Regions from separate parts of the Homo sapiens genome. Here regions 1, 2, 3, 4 and 6 are each linked to region 5. The links are chromatin contacts, found by Hi-C or POLR2A ChIA-PET in ENCODE. All regions are on one chromosome and are shown on one strand. Each heading gives the region's core, a stretch centred on a gene start or an enhancer-like site at or near the end of the contact. The rest is flanking DNA. Distances are from core to core; before and after follow the strand shown.

Region 1 (3,230 bases), core at 265-2,764, 4.1 Mb after region 5:
GGTTCAAGCGATCCTCCTGCCTCAGCCTCCCGAGTAGCCGGGATTACAGGCGCGTGTCGGGATCACACGTGTGAGCCACCACGCCCAGTCCCCCCATCTTCTTAAAGGGGTTAATTTCTTGGCTCTTGCATTTTGACTTTTCCATCATTCCAATTGCCATCCTGTGTCCTGCTCTTTCCCAAGGGTTGCATTCTTACTCTGCTGAATGCTATATTATTGGATTTATGAACAATTGTTAATGTATTATAATTGTCTGATACTTTGATTTACCAGAATGAACACTTCTATAAGTAGGACTGGATCGAACTTGTTCACAATTGGAATCTTGGTGCAAATCCTAGTTCTAAGGGATACAAAGCACAAAATATTTGCGAAATAGAACAAGCTTTCAGACTTCATACTGGCATGTATCTTTGCCTTATGCCAAAGATGTGACGATGTGACTAAATACGGAAGTTTTGTTTTGCTATTGAGCCAAGGTCTTGCTCTGTCATTCAGGCTGGAGCGCAGTGGTGCAATCATAGCTCAGTGTAACCTCCAACTCCCGGGCTCAAGCGATCCTCCCAGCTCAGCCTCCCTAATAGCTGGGATTACAGGCAGGCACCACCGCACCCAATTAATTTTTAATTTGTGTGTGTGTGTGTGTGTGTAGAGACAGGGTTTCAGTAGTTGCCTCCCAAAGTTCTGGGATTACAGGCATGAGCTACCATGCAGGACCTGTTTTGTTTTAATACTTAGTAATTGGGTGTAAAGTCCTTCAAAAAACAGGTGGGGCAGGTGGGAAACTCCCTTTGTGTGACCCTCTAGCACCAGGGATAAAATTTCAACTTCATCTTAAAGCGACAACATACTTTTCCAAGACCAAGTGCGAAATAGTAAAGGGAAGAGCTAGCTCCGTAGCCGTCCGCCACAGAATGCCACAAGCTTTCAATTATGGGACAAAATTGGAACACATGGAAACCCTGTGCAGACTCCCGTGACATCTTCCCTCCTCTCCAAGTCCCTTCCCACAGACCTTGCGCCCCACACGATTATTCCCCAGGGGCCGAGCAGGACGACTTGGGTCCCACTATCCGGACTCAGCGGTGCCCCCACAAAAGCGTCCCAAAAACTCCAGCTGGGGCAGCCCTGGGGCAGATGCTGAAAAGTTGTCAGAGGCCCTCGGGCAGTCCCGAGATCTACCCCAGGCCAGAGGGCCTGACCCTCCCTAAATGCGACGTTCTCCTACCTTGGTTGATACTCACGTTCCCAGAAAAGGGTGGAACCTAGGCTGGACGAGGCGCAGGGCCAAAGTTTAATTCCTCTAAGCTCCACCCAGCTCCCAGCACCTCTCCAGGCGGCCCCGTGGGGTAGGGCGGAGCCGGGTCCAACGTACTCCGCTTCCCCCGCTCCACCCACCCAGGGCTAGGGAGCGCCCCGAGAGTTGGCCTCCTCCCACGCTGCGCGCGCACCTCCCCGCCCCCACCCCTACCCGCTGGCGTGCCCAGTGGAACGGAGCCTTGTGTCTCCGCCTCAAGTCCCCGGATGCTCACCTCCCCGACTCGCCCCCGCTGTGGCCCCGCCCCCGCGCGGCTCTTCGTGCCACGTCACCGCCTGCGTCGCTTCCGGAGGCGCAGCGGGCGATGACGTAGAGGGACGTGCCCTCTATATGAGGTTGGGGAGCGGCTGAGTCGGCCTTTTCCGCCCGCTCCCCCCTCCCCCCGAGCGCCGCTCCGGCTGCACCGCGCTCGCTCCGAGTTTCAGGCTCGTGCTAAGCTAGCGCCGTCGTCGTCTCCCTTCAGTCGCCATCATGATTATCTACCGGGACCTCATCAGCCGTGAGTCCTCACTGCACTATCCTTACTGCCGCACACGGGGGTCTGGGGTGCGGGTGGGGGCGGGGAAGGCGCAGCCGTCGCGGGCCTAGGGGACGCCGGCGGTCTTAGCCGAGCGCGGAGGGGTCGGTGCCCGGGGCTCGCGCCCAGCTCTGGTGTGCTACGGAGGGGCAGATCCCGCGTGCGGCCGCCGGCGCGGGAAATGCGGGAAATGGCGGCGCCAGGCGCACGGTGATGGGCGGCTCTGTGTATCCGGCAGACGATGAGATGTTCTCCGACATCTACAAGATCCGGGAGATCGCGGACGGGTTGTGCCTGGAGGTGGAGGGGAAGGTGAGTCGGTCGGGCCTGCGCGTGGGGGAGTCCGGGCCGAGCGGGCTCGGGTTTCCTCCGCTCCCCCGCCTGAGGTTGTGCAATCCTCCCCGCCGCCTCCTGGCGGAGGAGACGCTCTTTCCGGGCTTGGGTTTTTCTAGAAAACTGGAGGCGGAGCTGATCCTGGAAATAGGCCCGCCGCCTCGGCGCCCATCCTCCTCCCGGGGTTGTCCGGGACATGATGCTTCCGGCTTAGGAGCCTGGAGTCCTTTCGTGTTTGTCCTGTCCCCACTTACCAACCGGAGGCATCACATGCCCGCAACTGGAAACAACTTTTTAATGACCCCATTTTTTGTTCCGGCCAACAGACAACTCTTTTAAGTTAGGTCGTTTTGAGAAATCCACGGGTCACAACTTTATTCCCAAAATGGTGCTTTTTTTATTTTCAGCAAGAACTAAGAATACTTCTTATCCGTGAACTATTGGCGTGGAAGGTGCTTTGGATGCGTTTGTGTCTTTTGCAATTATACTGCTTTTTCTTAATGCAGATGGTCAGTAGGACAGAAGGTAACATTGATGACTCGCTCATTGGTGGAAATGCCTCCGCTGAAGGCCCCGAGGGCGAAGGTACCGAAAGCACAGTAATCACTGGTGTCGATATTGTCATGAACCATCACCTGCAGGAAACAAGTTTCACAAAAGAAGCCTACAAGAAGTACATCAAAGATTACATGAAATCGTAAGTGATACTGGCAGTACCTAGCTGATGTCTAGAATCTTACAGGATTTAAAGATTGGCTAACTTTTGAGGTTCTTTCGCAGTGGGTATACTTTTGTGAAAGTCCTTGCTTTTTTATTAATGAGTTCACGGAAAAGAGTGGTTGCTTTTCTATAATATGAGCATACTGAAGCCTGCAGTCTGTTTCCGTTTAGAATTAGAATAGTATTTTGAAAATAGTCAACAAGAAATGTAAACATTCTTGAAAGATACCTTCTGTGAACTAGTAATTTCTTAACAGCTGGTTGCCTTTTTCAGTGTTTTCTTTTTTTAAGCTTGGATATTTTTTACTTTAAAAATTGATTTTACTGAAAATTCAATACTTC
Region 2 (3,184 bases), core at 386-2,885, 3.3 Mb after region 5:
CCACAGTTACAACCCCTTGTATCTGTAACACCAGCAGGACATTATCTACAGAGTCCTGCTGCAGGGCCCCGAATGAAGACAGCATTTTGCTGCTTTGTAGCGTGAGCAGTGCTGTAACAGTGATGCATGGATGTTCCTCTGGTGTCCTGAAAGAATGTAGGTGCTTCTTGAAAGCTCTCTGCAACTTATTAATTGGGAGTGATTATGCGATGGAGAAAACAGAGTCCCATCACCCCCTCAGTCTTCCCTGGGAAATCACAAGAGGGCTGATAGCTCTCTGTGAGGTGAACCGTTTCTAGAATCCCCACCGTCTCGTCCTGTTCTTCCGCCCACCCAGTTCCTCAAGATAGCCCCTGTGGGCTTCTGATGAAGTCACCACACCACTGGCTAATGAAGTAGATAAACCAGAACAGTTTGGTTTAACATTTAAGGTCAGAAACAGGAACTTTCTAGAGGAGAAATCAAAAAAGCAAAAGAAGTATAAGGGCAGCCCTCCAACCAGTCAGAATACCGTGACCACCTGAGAGGCCCGTGGCCCAGCGGACACGGACGCATGTCAACTCTGGAGCAGATATCTTCAGCGCAGCATCTGACCTGGGAGTACAGCCACATACCCTCATTCCTAAACGGCAGATTGACTACTGGAGTCACACACAGTCTCCGGGCAATGTGGAGACATGTCTAATATTTAGTCAACATAACTCAGGGTGCCACAGTCTTCACAACTGTTGTGAGCACTTGAGGATGCTCCATTTGAAGATAGGAATTTGCCCTCAAGCATCTGGGGTTTGGGTACAGAACAGAGCTTCCCCTGCCACCACCTGCTAATTTTATAAAATGTGCATTCAAAAAAAAATCCTGCCTGTAAGAAGGAATTAAGCTACCCATTTAAATATAACAGCTGCCTGTGCAATCTACTGCTGCTCTTTATAGGAAACGCTTAAATAATTGAGATACTTAATTGGGTTAAAGAGATCCCTAGCACATAGATGTTCTATAAATAAAAGAATGAGTAAATAATCTAGTAACCTTCCTTTTCATGTCCTTCACTTAAAGAGATCGTTCTGTTTTGTTTGCACCAATAAGATCACTGTTAGAGGACTCCAGAGAGGTTTGATTTCAGGTGGGGTGGGGCTTTCCCAAGGAAGTCCCTTTTCATTTGTTTCAGGTGTACTGCCACCTTTTTCCCTGGCTCTTTCACTAAAAATGAAAAATTTGTTGATCTTTGCTGTAAGTAGGTAGGCATCTGGGCTTTGCTTTTGCAACTAGAGTCAAAGAAGTCAAGTTATCAGGCTGATCTTGCCTTGCTATCTAGAATCAGAAAGGTTTAAGTAGCCCAGGGACTACTCAAAGACAGCTGGAGGAGAAAGGGAGAGAGAAAAATGCTTATAAAGAGGTGGGCAAAAGAGCGGGACCTTGTCTCAAAAAAAAAAAAAAAAAAGAGGAAGTGGTAGGAGGTGTCTGAATTTCACTGTGACCTGTTCTGTCAGGTGATTTTTGGTGGGGCGGGGACATGAAAAAAAAGTTAAAATGTCCTTATAAAGACAAAATCTTTTTCTTTCCTGGCTGATGATTTGTCATTCTAGTCACTTCCTGCCTTGTGACCACACACCCAGGCTTGACAAAGCTGTTCTGCAGATCAGAAAGAAGGGGTTCCTGGTCATACACCAGTACTACCAAGGACAGCTTTTTTCCTGCAAGGTAAATGTTCTTCATGTGTTTTTGTTGGTTTTAAGCGCTTGTGATGCACTTCGGCACTGTTTCTGTGGATTGTGGGTTTTGCCTTCAGGGGACCAGAGATCTGAGCATGTCACCTGAGACCTCTGTGATTCCTGCCACTGTCTAACTGGCCAGGACATCTGCCGCCACCTCGCGTGGCCATCCAAGATGGAGCACCTCGGCTCTCTGGGCTGGGTTCTTCTCAACTTATCTGCAGTTATCACCCCTGCCCAAAATTAAGGTTTCTTTTTCCTTTTAAAACCAAACCATGTTCTGGTTTATTTCTATTGCTCTATTTCACGGAGGCTATTTACTGTGATTTTATCTTCTTTAAAATGTTTTCAGGAAAAGCGCGTATTGATAATTTAGATTGTATGGCTTATTGGCCCAATGGGGGTAGTTTAATTTTAGTTCCTGCGGTTCTGTTTTTCTAAAAAACTTCTTTACAGTACTTTAGTGGATAAATTATCTAGAGTCATATGTTACTGAATGTGATACTGGTTATTTGAGTGATTTTTGGCGCCAAGGGTTTTTAATGGGTGTGCTTTATAACCACATGGAATTAGAGGTTTTCTCTTTTCCATTTGTTCTCTAAAAATAAAAGCAATTTGTATAATGCTTAATTGTAGTGTTTTTGTAGGATTGTCTGAATTATTTGTTATGCTTATGACCATATCAATGAATATTCACTCAAATTCTGGGAGAAAGGCTTTTATCTACAATAGAAATTTTTACACAGTTGATATGGGATATTTATTTCAGAAACTGCCCAAACATAGACACTTTGGATTTTGTAGTATAAGCTTTTACTTAATTACCACTATCACATAACACTAAGAACCATTGACAAATGATAACTATAAAAGCCATTCAGACTGGAAATGCGAACATTAATCAGGATGTTTATCAAAACCGAACTTTTCTTTTACACAGCAACTTGTTTTCTAAAATTACTCTGTCAGAACTATCAGTAAGCAAATAAAGGTGGCTTATCCACACACATCTTGATTTTGAATTTACATACATTTGTCATAAGTTTGGTTTCTATTAAGTATAATTGTTTAAAGAATGTCTGTGTAGACAAATTTGAATAGAATTAATCATTTACCTATAAATGTGAATTTCTGGAAACTGCAAAATGTGACCACCAATGTTACTTTGCACATCTCACCTGAATAGTTTCAAACAAGCAAAAATGTGAAACTGAGATAAGAGGGACTTGAACCCCGTAAAAGAACAGACTAAAAATATGTTGTGTCTTATTTTAAGTAAAACTATTAATGAGAATAAAATAAATTCGAATGTGAAGGAATGTCAGTATTTTTCTTATATTTACGAAGGAATAAAAAAGAACTATGCGAAAGTTAATTCAAAATATAAAGGTCCCCTGTTTAAAGTTAAGTTTACATTGCTAAAGCATCAACCCCATATGTTACAAAGATATTCCTCTTCATTCTAGCTCACC
Region 3 (3,380 bases), core at 306-2,805, 3.0 Mb before region 5:
CTCCACGACTGGGGGAAATGTGGAGCCCTGGGGGCAGAGAGCAAGCCTGCCCTCTGTCCCTCTGCCCCTGTGCCCCTCTGCCCACGTGGGCACGCAGCCTTAGTTAAGACCCCAATAAGTGGTAGGCTCTCTAAAATGTGTTCACAACCTTTAAAGCAGTCATTCTATTTTAGGAAGACACTGTAAGAAAATAATCCTAAAGAGAAAAATATGTATCAATTGTAGAAGGACATCTATAAGCTGCTCCATTTATTTATTTATTTATTATTTATTATTATTATTTTTGAAGCAGAGTCTCGTTCTGTCGCTCAGACTGGAGTGCAATGGTGCGATCTCGGCTCACTGCAACCTCTACCTCCAGGGTTCAAGCGATTCTCTTGCCTCAGCTTCCCGAGTAGCTGGGATTACAGGCACCCGCCACCACGCCGGGCTAATTTTTTGTATTTTTAGTAGAGACAGGGTTTCTCTATGTTAGCCAGGCTGGTCTCGAACTCCTGACTTGTGATCCGCCCGCCTTGTCCTCCCAAAGTGCTGGGATTACAAACGTGAGCCACCGCGCCCGGCCAGGTGTTCCATTTATAAAGCAAAATACAAAAATGAAATGGCTAGGGGCACGAGGCCGCCTGGTGGGTGAGAGCAGCGGCCATGGATGGCTTTGCGCAGACCAACAAACAGCTAAATTATAGAGGAACTACATATTGAAATGTAAATTCACGCATGAGGTCTGTATTAATATTGAAAATGCCTAAATAAAAATAATCTTTTTTTTCTGAGCCTGGGGGTGGGGGAGTGGAGTGGCGTGGGGGAGTTGGGGTGGAGGGGGAAAGGGTCTTTCTATGTCGCCCACTGGTGTCAAACTCCTGGGTTCAAGCAATCCTCCCGCCTCAGCTTCGGAAGCAGCTGGGAATACAGGCGCGCGCATCAAGCCCGGTTAAATAAAATCTGTTTCCCCCAGTTAAAAAAAAATTAATTTGTGTGGGTACATAGGTGTATATATTTCTGGGGTATATGGGATATTTTGATACAGGCATACACTGTATAATAATCACATCAGGGTAAATGAGGTATCCGTTACCTCAAGCATTTATCCTTTGTGTTACAATATAATCTTAAAGGGAAAAAAAGAGCAGCACAGGTAGTACTGACTGCAGCTGTACAGAAACAATGCGTGCCATAAATATTCATTTGAAAGAGAGGGGTTATGATTATTTACAATCATTAGCGAATGTAGCAACATTCTGGGCACTGACAAGAAAACTGCCACAAACATGCAGGCATAATGCACAATAAGCAAGTCCAAGCTGTGGTCGGGGCTCCCTCGCGTCCCTGTAAGCTCTGAATTTAGAATGGGGTGGACCGCCTGCTGATCAAGGGTTCTGAAAGGCCGGCGGCTAATGGACCGCCAGGGGGCGCTCCACGCACGTCTCCACGTCCCCGGGCGCACCTCGCAGCCGCGCCCGCTCGCTGCCAGGCCGCTCCCTCCGTCCCTCACCCGCCCCGACTCGCTTCCGTCCCGTCCGACGCTAGGGGGCGCCGCAGGCTGCCTGGCGCGCTGCTCGCGGCCTCGGAGGGCCGGGGCTGGGTGGCAGCGGCCATGGACCGCTTCGTTTGGACCAGCGGCCTCCTGGAGATCAACGAGACCCTGGTGATCCAGCAGCGCGGGGTGCGAATCTACGATGGCGAGGAGAAGGTAGGGCGTCTGCCAACCTTCCCAACGGGCTGGCGGAAGGGACCCCCGGTGGGCGCGCGGCCCGGCTCAGCGCGGCCCGGGTCGGCGCGGCCCGGTCCCCGGCTTAGCTCACGGCCCTCGGCGGCCCGGCAGGCCTCTGTGCGGGGTGCAGCGCTCTTGCGCTCCCCGCCGGTCGGTAGCACGTGGCGTGGGGCGCTCGGCTGCCTCCCCAGCGCGGGTCCCAACTTTGGCACGGTTCCCAGCAGGCGCGGATCGCGGCCGCTTCCCTCCGCCCGGAATGCTTCCGGGAGCGCACAGCTGCAGTGCCCGGGAGAAGGAGCGCTCGCCGTCTGCGGGCGCCGGGCGGCGATCCGGCAGTCGACTTCCTTGGCGTGGTTCCAGACCCCCTGACGACACCAACCTCGGCGTCGGCACCGGACAGCCCCGTTTCGCCTTTCTGTGAGGAGGGCGCGGTGGCCGTACAGTCCGTGCCCCAGCGGAAGCTTTAGCTTGGACCTTATGCAGTCGGAGGGATTAGCATATCTGGGCAGAGGGGTGAGGGATTGCTTCGAAAGGATTTCCTAAAGAGGTATCAGTGCTTCATTGGAATGCCCTTGCCAAAGGCTATTGGGTTTTTGTTTTGTTTTCTAATTGCTTTAGAAAGGCGTTCTGAGCGTGTTTTGTAAAGTGTTATATTAATAGTAGACCGTGCCTTGTAGTGCAAGCATAAATCTTAGAAGGTGCGTTTGCAAATCGAGAGGAGAAATAGGAAGTGTAAGTAAATATTTTGTAGATACTTTACTGAAACTATGAAATATCTTGTCCTGGATTGAAATGGATAAACTGGAATTAGAAAAATTTTAAAACTCATTTACCCACAAGCATTTTTGGTTTCCAGAAGTTTTAATTTGCTACCTCTCTTCCCTTGCCGTTTTATTAACGACACTTTCCGCTGTACTTTGATATAAGTTCCTCAACTCAGCTTTTCCTGGTAAGTGCTTACAGCTATTTAGAGGCACAGGTGACATTGGACCCAGGTCCTCTGACTCTCTTAGGGCATTTTCTATGGGCTGTGTTGCCTGTATTAGTGAGTAAAGGTCTTTTCCTTAAATAATTTGCTTGGACCTAACTTCACTTACTGCCTTAGCACTTCTTAATTTAATTAATTAATTTATTTATTTTGAGACAGAGTCTCGCTCTATCGCCAGGCTGGAGTGCAGTGGCGCGATCTGGGCTCACTGCAACCTCCGCCTCCCAGATTCAAGATCCTGCCTCAGCCTCCTGAGTAACTGGGATTACAGGCGCCTGCAACCATGCCCGGCTAATTTTTGCATATTTAGTAGAGACGGGGTTTCACCACATTGGCCAGGCTGGTCTCTAACTCCTGACCTCAAATGATCCGCCCGCCTGGGCCTCCCAAACAGCTGGGATTACAGGCTCTTGAGCCACTGTGCCCAGCCTGCCTTGGCACTTTAACTATCTTGATCTCAAGATGAGTCTTCCATCCCCGGATTGGAGTGACAAGCTATTTTTTTCTCCTTTCTTACCAATTTACATCTTTGTGACTATTTAAAATGGGAAGGTTAATCCACCTCCCCTTCCTCGGTGTTTTGATTTTGCCTCCCCTTTGAGAGGAACCGAATGTTGACAGTGTTAGATCTGTCCTCAGAGACTCCTCCAGTGCCACTCCCTGAGGGAGCACTAGGAAGTC
Region 4 (3,279 bases), core at 11-2,510, 3.2 Mb before region 5:
AATTGTGATAAGACATCTGGAAAGTTTCAGGGACGTGAGGGAAAAGGGTTTTGCTCCAGTAGACTGACTTCATACCGACACTTTTACGTAAGAATGGCAAGAATTATTGTCAAACGAAAAAATTAACTTCATCGAGCCCAGAGTCCACTTCTCTAATCATAAATGTCATTAAAAAAAAAATCCTTTCAGCCAAACTACAAATGCCAACCATGCTCCCAAGAAATAGAGGAGGTTTTTCTCAGGAGCTGTAGGGAGTGGAAAGGGCAAGACAGGAGTCTGGGGTAACGCGGCTACCGTGTAACAGAGAAAAGAGACGGAGAATCTCAATACCGGAGCTGAGACGCAGCATCAACAAGAGCCTGGGTCCCTGTCCGGCGGTGCGGGGAGAAGGCGGGTCAGCGGGGACCCGAAGTGGCCCAGCTCCCCTAAGAAGAGTGGAGGAAGCAGAAATGGGCTCTCTCACCTCTAACGCCGCCTGGGGGTCCTCGTCGATTAGGGCATCCGAGAAGCTCTGGAAAAACCTGTCAGGAAAACAACGACTTCAGCAGGGCTCACTAGCCAAGGAAAGGGGGATAAAATAAATACCAAAGGGAAAGAAAAACATGCACCTCTGGGATGTTGCAGTTCCTGCTGCAGCCGCCGCCATCCCTCGTAGTCGCTGTTGCTGCCGCCGGAGCTGCTACTATCACGGTTACCACCTCCACCACCGCCCAAGGGGGAAACTTCTGGAGAAACACCAACCGAGCTTCCGTCCTAAATAGCCAGCGAGCAGCCACGCAGCGTGCTGCTAGGGGGACGGGAGGCGACACGCCGGCGCGGGGCCGGCTGGGACAGTGGAGGACCGATTCCTCCCAGCCGCACCCCGGCCCAGGACCCGCGCTCCCAGTCCCCGCCCCTCGCAGCCATGGTTACGGAGGCCTGGGGCGTACACGTTCTTCCTCCCTTCCACCGCGCCCACGCCAGCGGGCACTCCCACGGAGCTTTCAGTAGTACTTTAGAAGCACTTTTGTAACGTACTGTCATCCCTAAGGAACGTGTGGCGGTTAGGGGCGTTTGTATGTCTGTTAATAACGGAAGCTACTTCGAGCTCCCATTTTCCCTAGTTTTTATCATGGCTGCCACAGCTAGCCAAGCCCTTTCGCCTCCATTACGTCTTTAGCGGCTGCGTGGTCTCTTCCGGGAGCAGAGGCCCGGATGACGCGTGGATCCCCGCGATCTTTGGGCTGGGGATTCTAAACGACTGGGACTTGCCGGAAGTCATTCTGCACTAATAGCGGCAAAAAGCCTTCTGGTTCCTGGGGCGACGCGCCCGGCGGCCGTACTATTCACTTCCCCAGAACGCCACAGCCCAGGCTTTCTTCTTAGTGGGCTTCCCAGACCAAGAAGGGAAACCTTTCATCCGAAGGTACTGAGGGGAGGAAGGTGGCCTGAAGTTATCTCAGTGCCGCTTTGTTTCCCACCCCAGTCGGTCAGCCCTTCCTCAGCGCCCTTTAACCCTTGCAGATCGGATGGAGAAAGCTGCCAGCACGTTCTAGGGATGGGGGCAGATTGAGGAGCGGGAGGGAGTAGTCTTTGTCTAACTTTATACCAGTACCAAACTATGTTAATTTAATGTAGTTTTATAATAAATCTTTAAGTCCTGTAACTTATTCTCCCAAGATTGTTTTGGCTTATTCTACGGCCTTTGTATTTCTAGGTGAATTTTGGAATTAGCTTGTTAAAAAGGGGGGGGATTTTTTATTGGGCTCGCATTGAATCTATAGATCTGTTTGGGAAAACTAGTATCTTAACAACAAGTCCTTCAATCCATGAATATCATTCTTCCCCCACCATTTATTTAAGCGGTCTTTAATTTCTCCTGGCAATATTTTGTAGATTGCACATATATCTATATTTTAATGCAGCTGTGCTTGGATAGATTGCAGTATAGAGATCATATATATCTTTCATTAGATTTATTCTTGAGTATTTAGTGTTTTGTATACAATGTTAAATGGCATTTTGACTTTTTTATATTCTACTCGTAAGAATAAACAATATTGATTTTAACATACTGACCTTATATGCAAGCATCTTGCTAAGTTCCCTTGTTATTTGTAATACTCTGTAGATTCTTTCGGAATTTCTGTGATCAAAATCTTGCAATCCACGAATAAAGATGGTTTAACTTCTCTGTAACCTTTATACCTTTTATTTTTATTTATTTTTGCCTTTTGTTGCTGGCTAGTGTTTCCACTATTGAATAAAAACAGTGATAATGGACTTCCTTGTCTTGGTCATAACATCAGGAGGAAAGCATTGAATATCAACTGCTTTTTCTGCCTTTATTGAAATGTTCATTTGTATTTTTTAATGTTACTGTGAATTACCTTGGTTAGTTTTCAAATGTTATCTAAATGGCCAATTGTCCTTCTGGACCCCACTGACTCCAGTTGGGATGGCACTGTAAGAAGAGAGGCAGAGTCAGTGAAGGAGACAAGGTTTATTCAGGATTTACATACAAGGGTGGTCCGGTGGTGGAGGGCTGACCTGGAGAACTGCTACCATTTGTAAAAAGCACGTAGTCTATATAGCATTTTCACTTAGCACTCTCCTTCTAGCAACCTCCATTTAACCCCAAAGGGCCTTGATCTGTACAGCGTAAGATACGGGCCAGGGATGTGGATGTCCTTCATAGATAAGGAGTGAATCTCTGGGTTGGCTGCTCCTGGATTCCTTAGCCCAGGACTCCAAACGTAAGTTCTTCTTAGACCATAGGGTTAGTCTCAGGTATGCTCCGGTTATGGCTCAGCCATACACTAATGTGTGTACACCAGCCTCTGCCATGCACCAATACACATATATGTATGGCCTCTGAAAGGGTGAATTCCAAGACCGCCCTATGGGCCCAACATGAAAAGAAGTTCTATATATTATGGACATTGAAATCAATGAGATACCAAAACTACCACCAGAATGGCTTAAATTAAAAGGACTTCCAATACCAAGCACTGACAAGGATATGTAGCAACTGTATCTTTCATATATTGTTGGTGAGAGTTTAATCATTTTGGAAAACTGTGGTACCGTATGTCTGTTCTTGCATTGCTATAAATGAGACTAGGTAATTTATAAAGAAAAAATGTTTAATTCACTCATGGTTTTGCAGACTGTACGAGAAGCATAGCAGTTTCTACTTTTGCAGAGGCCTCAGGAAGCTTCCAATCACCGCACAAGGCAAAGGTAGAGCAGCCATCTTACATGGCAGGAGCAAGTAGGGTGGGGGTAGGTGCTACACAT
Region 5 (3,007 bases), core at 355-2,854:
CTCACTGCAGCCTCTGCCTCCCGGGTTCAAGCGATTCTCCTGCCTCAGCCTCCCGAGAAGCTGGGATTACAGGGGCCCGCCACCACACGCCCGGCTAATTTTTGTGTTTTTAGTGGAGACGGGGTTTCACCACGTTGGCCAGGCTGGTCTTGAACTCCTGACCTCAGGTGATCCGCCCGCCTCAGCCTCCCAAAGTGTGGGGATTACAGGTGTGAGCCACCGCGCCCGGCCCATAGCTTTGTTTTTAAGCAGCTCTCACCAGCGTTCACACCTGAAAATTTGAAAACTGAACGTGCACAAGTAAAACATGTTTCCTGGAGAAAATCTGCAAAATACAATAAAGCATAAAGGAGAAAATTTAAACACCATCCCATCATCCAGAGACAACTGGTGTTAATATTTCAGAGAGTAAATGGGCTTAAAAAACTTTTTTCCCCTTCTCACTTTTTCATTTTGGTAGAAAAATAATTAAGCCAGTCTGCTTTGCTTCAATGTATGGTTCCTTTTCGTTTCTAAAACAGGCTTTAAAAACACGTTTACCATTTCCTCTCGGCTCCTTACGTTTTAATTGTAACGACAGAACCACGGGTTAAGTCACGCTTAAGAACCACGGGTTAGTCACGCTTCTAACTACTTCACGTGTTCTTATTTAATCCCCCTAACAGTCATGTGGGTTAAATTAGCAGCTCGTTTGCTGATGAGGAAGCTAAGGAATGCCATACCGTAAGTGGCAGACACGAAATAAGGAACCAGGCAGCATGGTTTCAGAGCCTATGCTTTGGTTACTCCATTTGACCTCTTCAAATTTACTCCTCTCCTTGGCCTCATGTGTTAGTATTTACAGAGCTCACTGCAGGTTTCCACATGCCAAAGAGCACAGTTAATTACATATCTTTCCTTACTTAATTACTTATTGGGCTGTGGCTGATAGCGAGTCAGAAGTGTTACTATCTAATCTGAACTCCATGATCTTGGATGAATGACTGAACTTGCTGTATTTAAGGGCTCGTGTAATCTTACCTGTGAAATGGGCTAGTGGTTTAACCTTCAAGTTCTGCTTCTGGGTTTTATACTGCTGTCCATTTCCTGCCGCCCCTTTGACAACCTCAGGTTCCCAGCAGCTTAGGAATCACCTCTCATTAAGGCTGCACCCTGAGACAGACAGGCTGAAATGGAGGTTGGAAACTCAGTGCGCCCGCGGCCCCTTCTGCAGCCAGGACTGCACTTGGGTGCCAGGAGAAGGGAGGCTGCAAGGGCTGGGGTCCAGCCCCTGCTCGGGCGGCCGAGGGCTCCGCGGCGTTTTCAGCTCCTCCAACCTCCCGGCTAGAGGAACTGTCGGGGGCCAGCCACGGCGGTGCCTTGGTTTCACCTGGCTCCGCTGCGTTTTCTACGCCGCCCGCCTGACCTGAGGAGTGAGCTCCGCCAGCTCCGTTGGCAAGGCTGGGTTCCTCCGCGGGTGGGGCTCTCCTCCGACGCCAAGCCGCCCAAACCTCCCGAGCGCAGGTGCCCTCTGGCCGGGAAGTACTTCACCATTTACTAGCCTTCATCTCAACCACAACAGTCCCGCCCTGCCTCTACCGGGGATGAGGGAAGGCGTAACCTCCGCCGGGGACCAGGCCGACCTACCTAAACCGATCACTACATGGGAGGAGTCGGACGCCGGCCGTCCCACCACCCAGCCAGGAGCCCATTGATTGGTCGCACTCCCCACTGGTTCACGCCTCAGAGACTCGGCGCACTTACCGCTGGCACCGCAGTGGCGCCCGAGCGCGCCGCCTCCCGATTGACTGCTAGCGCTCTCGGCTTGTCTCGCGCACTGTAGCTGAGCCAATGGAGTTACTCGTAGTCGAGAGGCCGGCATCACTGGAGTGGTGGCGCAGCTGTTTCCTCCGGTAGGTGTGAGGCTGCCATCTTGTGTGTGGCTGGGACTGGGCTTCTTGGGGGTTGAAAACATACATAGCGCCTGGCCGTAGTGGAGGGGTCCGGAGAGAACAATGGGGTAAAGGAGAGGCCTAAGGGAGGAGACCCAGCGCCTTCCTACTTGCGGAAAGGATGGGTTTCCTGGGCCTGAGTCTCATCCCTGGCTAGAGAGAGCGAGGAATGGTGGTGGTGGTGGTGGTGATGGTTGTGGTGGTGGTAATAGTAGGGATCCCAGGTTTTGGTTTGTTGATCATTGTGGGGGCTGGGCGGGGCCTTTGATGCCTTAACATTGGTTCCTGGGAGCTCTTTTAGTAATTTTTGTCTCGCAAAGATTCTGACCATCAACCCCCTTTGACAAAGGAGGCTAGCTGATGAACTGCCTGATTGAGAAAGGAGCAAAGCTAGTAGTGGAAGGGGAGTGCCTCTCTACTATCCTCAGGTTCAGAAGAGACCTCCTCTTCCGTCCTTTTCGAGGGAGCGGCTGCTAAACAGTTTGCTCTTCGCGGGGGTTACTTTACTAAGGCCATCCTTTGGTAATAGTGGGCGTCAAGTTCTGCGTTTGGGCAAAATTGTACATTAGCGGGCAGCCAAGCATTCCTGCAGCTGTCTTTTTTTTTTCTTTATTTTAAGCTAGAAAGTGGTGGTCTTGCAGAAACGGGGCGTGAAGGAAGAATTTTGTCAAATCTTGATTTCCCCGATAACGATATGTTGAAGATTATAAATCTCTGGGTCTGCCATGACATGCTTGGTCACTTCATGGAGCAGGAGGAGGCTTTGTTAGGGAAAGCACCTTAATTTCTGAGCTCTTTTTGGGGTAGGAGGAAGAAGACAGGACTTAACCTTGTTTCCCTCCTCCTTTTTTTTTTTTTTTTTTAGCATTGTTGTGGATGGCATTGCATTGTCTTTCATTTGAGGGGAAAATGTATTGGATCTGAAGACCAAGCTGATGAAAGGCTAATATTTTGTGGTAGATTTTAGCAGTTTGACTTGCATGAAAAGAAAGCCGATGTATTATTGCCTTCAGCTTAGATTTCAGTTATTCAAGATTAACTGATGAACAACCTAATCAACAATACATGATAAAGAC
Region 6 (3,104 bases), core at 1-2,500, 4.0 Mb after region 5:
TCACAGCCGGGTGCCGTGGCTCACACCTGTAATGGCAGCACTTTGGGAGGCCGAGGCAGGCGGATCACCTGAGGTCGGGAGTTCGAGACCAGCCTCACCAATATGGAGAAACCCCATCTCTACTAAAAATACAACAATTAGCCGGACGTGGTGATGGGCACCTGTAATCCCAGCTACTCGGGAGGCTGAGGCAGCAGAATCACTTGAACCTGGGAGGCGGAGGTTGCAGTGAGCTGAGATGGTGCCATTGCACTCCAGCCTGGGCAACAAGAGTGAGGCTCTGTCTAAAAACAAAACAAAACAAAAATATACCTGGGTATGCTTGAACACAAACACTGCCATACCGTTAAAAATGTTATATATTAATATATAAATAAATATTTACATATATGTATATTAGATATATATGTAAAGATTTCTACTCATAGTACGGTTCTTTTAATTTTTTGTTCTGTTTGGACATTTTCTTTCTTTTTTTTTTTTTTTTTTTTTAAGAGGGAGTATCACTTTGTCGCCCAGGCTGGAGTGCAGTGGCGCGATCTTGGCTCACTGCAACCTCCGCCTCCCGGGTTCAAGCGATTCTCCTGTTTCAGCCTCCCGAGTGGCTGGGATTACAGGCACCCGCCACCAGGTCTGGCTTTTTTTTTTTTTTTTTTTTTTTTTTTTTTTTTTTTTTTTTTTTGAGACGAAGTCTCGCTTTGTTGCCCAGGCTGGAGTGCAGTGGTACGCTCTCTGCTCACTGCAATCTCCGCCTCCCAGGTTCAAGCGATTCTTCTGCCTCAGCCACCCAAGTAGCTGGGATTATAGCGCCCGCCGCTATGCCCGGCTAATCTGTATATTTTCAAGCTAAAAGCTGGGGTATAAAAAAATAAGGGCAAGTTTACTTCCATCCAACTGTGAAGGTTCACGGGGGCACCGTGAGAAGGTTGCCCCCTGCGAAGGTTGCTTTTCCACGGTTCTCGATGCGTTCCCCAAATTTCTCTTCCACCTCCCAGTCGATATCGGAGGCCACATCAGGTGTCACCGAGTCCCGGGCAGCTCCCTCAGGCAGCGGCAGGGGAAGATCCTGAGGGGCACTTGGGACGGGCCCCGCCCCTCCGTGTCCCCATCTGGGGCTGTCAGGGGTGTGGCTAGTGCTGGCAGAAACCAATGGGAGCTGAGGAGGTCGCGTGTTTGCGCGGACGGGGCGGGGCGGCGCGGGGCTGCGTGCAGGCTCGTGGGTCTGCCCCGCCCGCGACGGCATTTTTTCCTTTTCTCCAGCGGCCTCAGGTTCTTGTTACAACTGAGTCCGGGTTGGAGGAGGTGTGGGGCCGCTGCCGCCAGGTAAGTCCTGGCCCGTGCCTCCTCCTGCCGGCCCCGCTTTCTCTGCGGCTCCTGGAACCCGGGCCTGGGGTAAGGTTGGGCTGCGATTTCCGAGGAGCCTCCTTTGCAACCGGGCGTGCTCGGGGCTGCCTGTGCTCTCCACTTCGCAGGCCGGGCCGGGCTCGGCGGGGCGCGAGGTTCCGGGGACTGGGGACAGGGCTCTGCTTCTCGGGCTGCTGCCTCCTTGGGTCGGGCCGGTGCCGCGGGGCCCCCATCGCTGTTGGCGTGGGGTGATTCCTGTTCCAGGGTCATTCAGATCCGAGTGCGAAGCCCGTCCTGGCATCTCCGCGTCTGCTAACGAGCCCCGGGCTTGCAACCCTGCTTGTGCGTCCCTCCCACTCGTGCGTTCATTCAAACGGCAGCCTGAGCGCCCGCGAGCTTCGCACTGTGGGAGAGGGCACACCACATTCGGAATCGCTCGTGGCACACAGGCTGGGAGGAACTTGCCTGGAAAGTTAATGTACCTCTGGGTTTTGAAGTCTTTCTAGGTGCACTTTCATGTAAAGCAGTTGCAGTGATTAGCATTTTTGTTCTGCGCAAGAGTAGCAAACAATGTTGGCACTGCCCTGCGGATTCGGCTTGCGGTGCTACTTGGGTAGTGAGAAAGTTGAAAGGCATGAATCTTGCTTTTGGCTTTGCCGTTGCGAAGCTTTGTGACCGCGGGCTCAGTTAATTAACGTGAAACGAGATGATAATTTCGAAGATTTCTTTTAAACCCGGCTTTTTGTAAGTCTGTGATGAGCTTAGTTTTCCTTCTGCACCTTTAAAAAGAATAGGAAATAGGAAAAGTTCATGAAAGGGCATTATTGAAAGGGCAGTCGGTCCAGCAAGGAACAATAAATGTATGAGAGCACATTAAAGGCTGTGCAATTACAGTTTTAAGACTTAAGACTAAAAAGGGAACAGGAAGTAAAACTGAAAGAACTTACCAAGAATTAAATAAGAGAAACGGCTGGGAGCGGTGGCTCAGGCCTGTAATCCCAGCACTTTGGGAGGCCGAGGCGGGCGGATCACCTGAGGTCAGGAGTTCGAGACCAGCCTGGCCAACATGGAGAAACTCCGTCTCTACTAAAAATACAAAATTAGCCGGGCGTGGTGACGGATGTCTAATTCTAGCTACTCGGGAGGTTGAGACAGGAGAATCGCTTGAATCCAGGAGACGGAGGTTGCAGTGAGCCGAGATCATGCTATTGTACTCCAGCCTGGGCAATAAGAACAAAACTCCGCCTCTAAATAAATAAATAAGAGAAACTTGGAAAGCGTTCAAAAGTACGAACAGCTAGTATTATATTTAATTACCTCCCTTTACAGCTGTACACATGAGGTCAGGTGGGTGAAAATAAATACTAAGCAACCATGTAAGAGAAAATGTAGACAGGATGTGTAACTTAGCATATATCCTAAGTGTAGGGAGAATCCTTTGAAATTCTTAATTTGTATAGACAATTTCATTCAGAAAACTTGTTTTTAACCTTTATTTATTATTTGGGACAGGGTCTTGCTCTGTCACCCAGGCTGCTAGAGTGCAGTGTCATGGTCTTAGCTCACTGCAGCCTTGAAGTCCTGGGCTTATGTGCCCCTTCCACCTCAGCCTGCGGAGTAGCTGGGACTAGAGTCGCGTACCACCATACCTAGATAATGTTTTGGATTTTTTTAGTATAGGTGGTCGTCTCATTCTGTTGCCCAGGCTGGTCTTGAACCCCTGGCCTCAAGCTATTCTCCAGCCTCAGCCTCCCAAGTAG

What was found. Hi-C counts contacts between places; a loop is a spot of excess contacts on that map. ChIA-PET counts read pairs that join two places held with the same protein, here RNA polymerase II (POLR2A). Pooled maps may share reads with other maps.
Region 1: a map of tibial artery shows a loop between it and region 5 (24-fold over the local background). The contact joins the promoter of TPT1-AS1 here to the promoter of SETDB2-PHF11 in region 5. A Hi-C loop is called at or near these places in 1 of 168 maps with a recorded cell type or tissue (tibial artery) and 9 of 50 pooled maps. POLR2A ChIA-PET finds 5 or more read pairs at or near these places in 1 of 52 experiments (activated T-cell).
Region 2: a loop to region 5 is called in a map of B cell, with 15 times the contacts of the local background. The contact joins the promoter of LCP1 here to the promoter of SETDB2-PHF11 in region 5. A Hi-C loop is called at or near these places in 1 of 168 maps with a recorded cell type or tissue (B cell) and 9 of 50 pooled maps.
Region 3: a map of CD8-positive, alpha-beta T cell shows a loop between it and region 5 (8-fold over the local background). The contact joins the promoter of VPS36 here to the promoter of SETDB2-PHF11 in region 5. A Hi-C loop is called at or near these places in 4 of 168 maps with a recorded cell type or tissue (CD8-positive, alpha-beta T cell and naive thymus-derived CD4-positive, alpha-beta T cell), 4 of 37 single-sample maps with no recorded cell type and 10 of 50 pooled maps.
Region 4: a loop to region 5 is called in a pooled map, with 25 times the contacts of the local background. The contact joins the promoter of SUGT1-DT here to the promoter of SETDB2-PHF11 in region 5. A Hi-C loop is called at or near these places in 3 of 37 single-sample maps with no recorded cell type and 9 of 50 pooled maps. POLR2A ChIA-PET finds 5 or more read pairs at or near these places in 1 of 52 experiments (PC-9).
Region 6: a pooled map shows a loop between it and region 5 (7-fold over the local background). The contact joins the promoter of SLC25A30 here to the promoter of SETDB2-PHF11 in region 5. A Hi-C loop is called at or near these places in 7 of 50 pooled maps. POLR2A ChIA-PET finds 5 or more read pairs at or near these places in 2 of 52 experiments (WTC11 and activated B cell).

What each region holds. Positions count from the first base shown.
Region 1 is chr13:45,339,629-45,342,858 of GRCh38, reverse strand. TPT1-AS1 (TPT1 antisense RNA 1) reads right to left here and starts at 1,514. Exons shown (of 11, transcript NR_024458.1): 1 at 1,472-1,514. It overlaps TPT1 (tumor protein, translationally-controlled 1), which reads left to right and starts at 1,676. Exons shown (of 6, transcript NM_003295.4): 1 at 1,676-1,817; 2 at 2,074-2,147; 3 at 2,675-2,865. The coding sequence starts at 1,790. It overlaps LOC124903169 (a long non-coding RNA gene), which reads right to left and starts at 1,425. Exons shown (of 2, transcript XR_007063781.1): 1 at 1,229-1,425. RefSeq lists enhancers at 1-237, 1,817-2,606 and silencers at 1,300-1,499, 1,660-1,769, 1,850-1,919.
Region 2 is chr13:46,180,628-46,183,811 of GRCh38, reverse strand. LCP1 (lymphocyte cytosolic protein 1) reads left to right here and starts at 1,635. Exons shown (of 16, transcript NM_002298.5): 1 at 1,635-1,701. RefSeq lists an enhancer at 1,543-1,972.
Region 3 is chr13:52,448,809-52,452,188 of GRCh38, reverse strand. VPS36 (vacuolar protein sorting 36 homolog) reads left to right here and starts at 1,555. Exons shown (of 14, transcript NM_016075.4): 1 at 1,555-1,690. The coding sequence starts at 1,595. RefSeq lists silencers at 1,309-1,368, 1,409-1,868 and an enhancer at 1,389-1,969.
Region 4 is chr13:52,650,288-52,653,566 of GRCh38, reverse strand. It overlaps SUGT1-DT (SUGT1 divergent transcript), which reads left to right and starts at 1,260. Exons shown (of 1, transcript NR_170300.1): 1 at 1,260-2,262. It overlaps SUGT1 (SGT1 assembly cochaperone of MIS12 kinetochore complex), which reads right to left and starts at 731. Exons shown (of 13, transcript NM_006704.5): 1 at 609-731; 2 at 464-521. The coding sequence starts at 646. RefSeq lists enhancers at 251-370, 480-981, 1,091-1,430 and a silencer at 731-1,000.
Region 5 is chr13:49,442,871-49,445,877 of GRCh38, reverse strand. SETDB2-PHF11 (SETDB2-PHF11 readthrough) reads right to left here and starts at 1,604. Exons shown (of 21, transcript NR_135324.2): 1 at 1,021-1,604. It overlaps CAB39L (calcium binding protein 39 like), which reads left to right and starts at 1,814. Exons shown (of 11, transcript NM_001079670.3): 1 at 1,814-1,892. It overlaps SETDB2 (SET domain bifurcated histone lysine methyltransferase 2), which reads right to left and starts at 1,604. Exons shown (of 14, transcript NM_001160308.3): 1 at 1,021-1,604. RefSeq lists enhancers at 451-1,224, 1,907-1,986, 1,225-1,997, 2,367-2,436 and silencers at 1,697-1,746, 1,418-1,898.
Region 6 is chr13:45,416,519-45,419,622 of GRCh38, reverse strand. SLC25A30 (solute carrier family 25 member 30) reads left to right here and starts at 1,250. Exons shown (of 10, transcript NM_001010875.4): 1 at 1,250-1,323. SLC25A30-AS1 (SLC25A30 antisense RNA 1) reads right to left here and starts at 1,461. Exons shown (of 2, transcript NR_047031.1): 1 at 885-1,461. RefSeq lists enhancers at 846-1,035, 1,846-1,895 and silencers at 1,146-1,245, 1,286-1,615.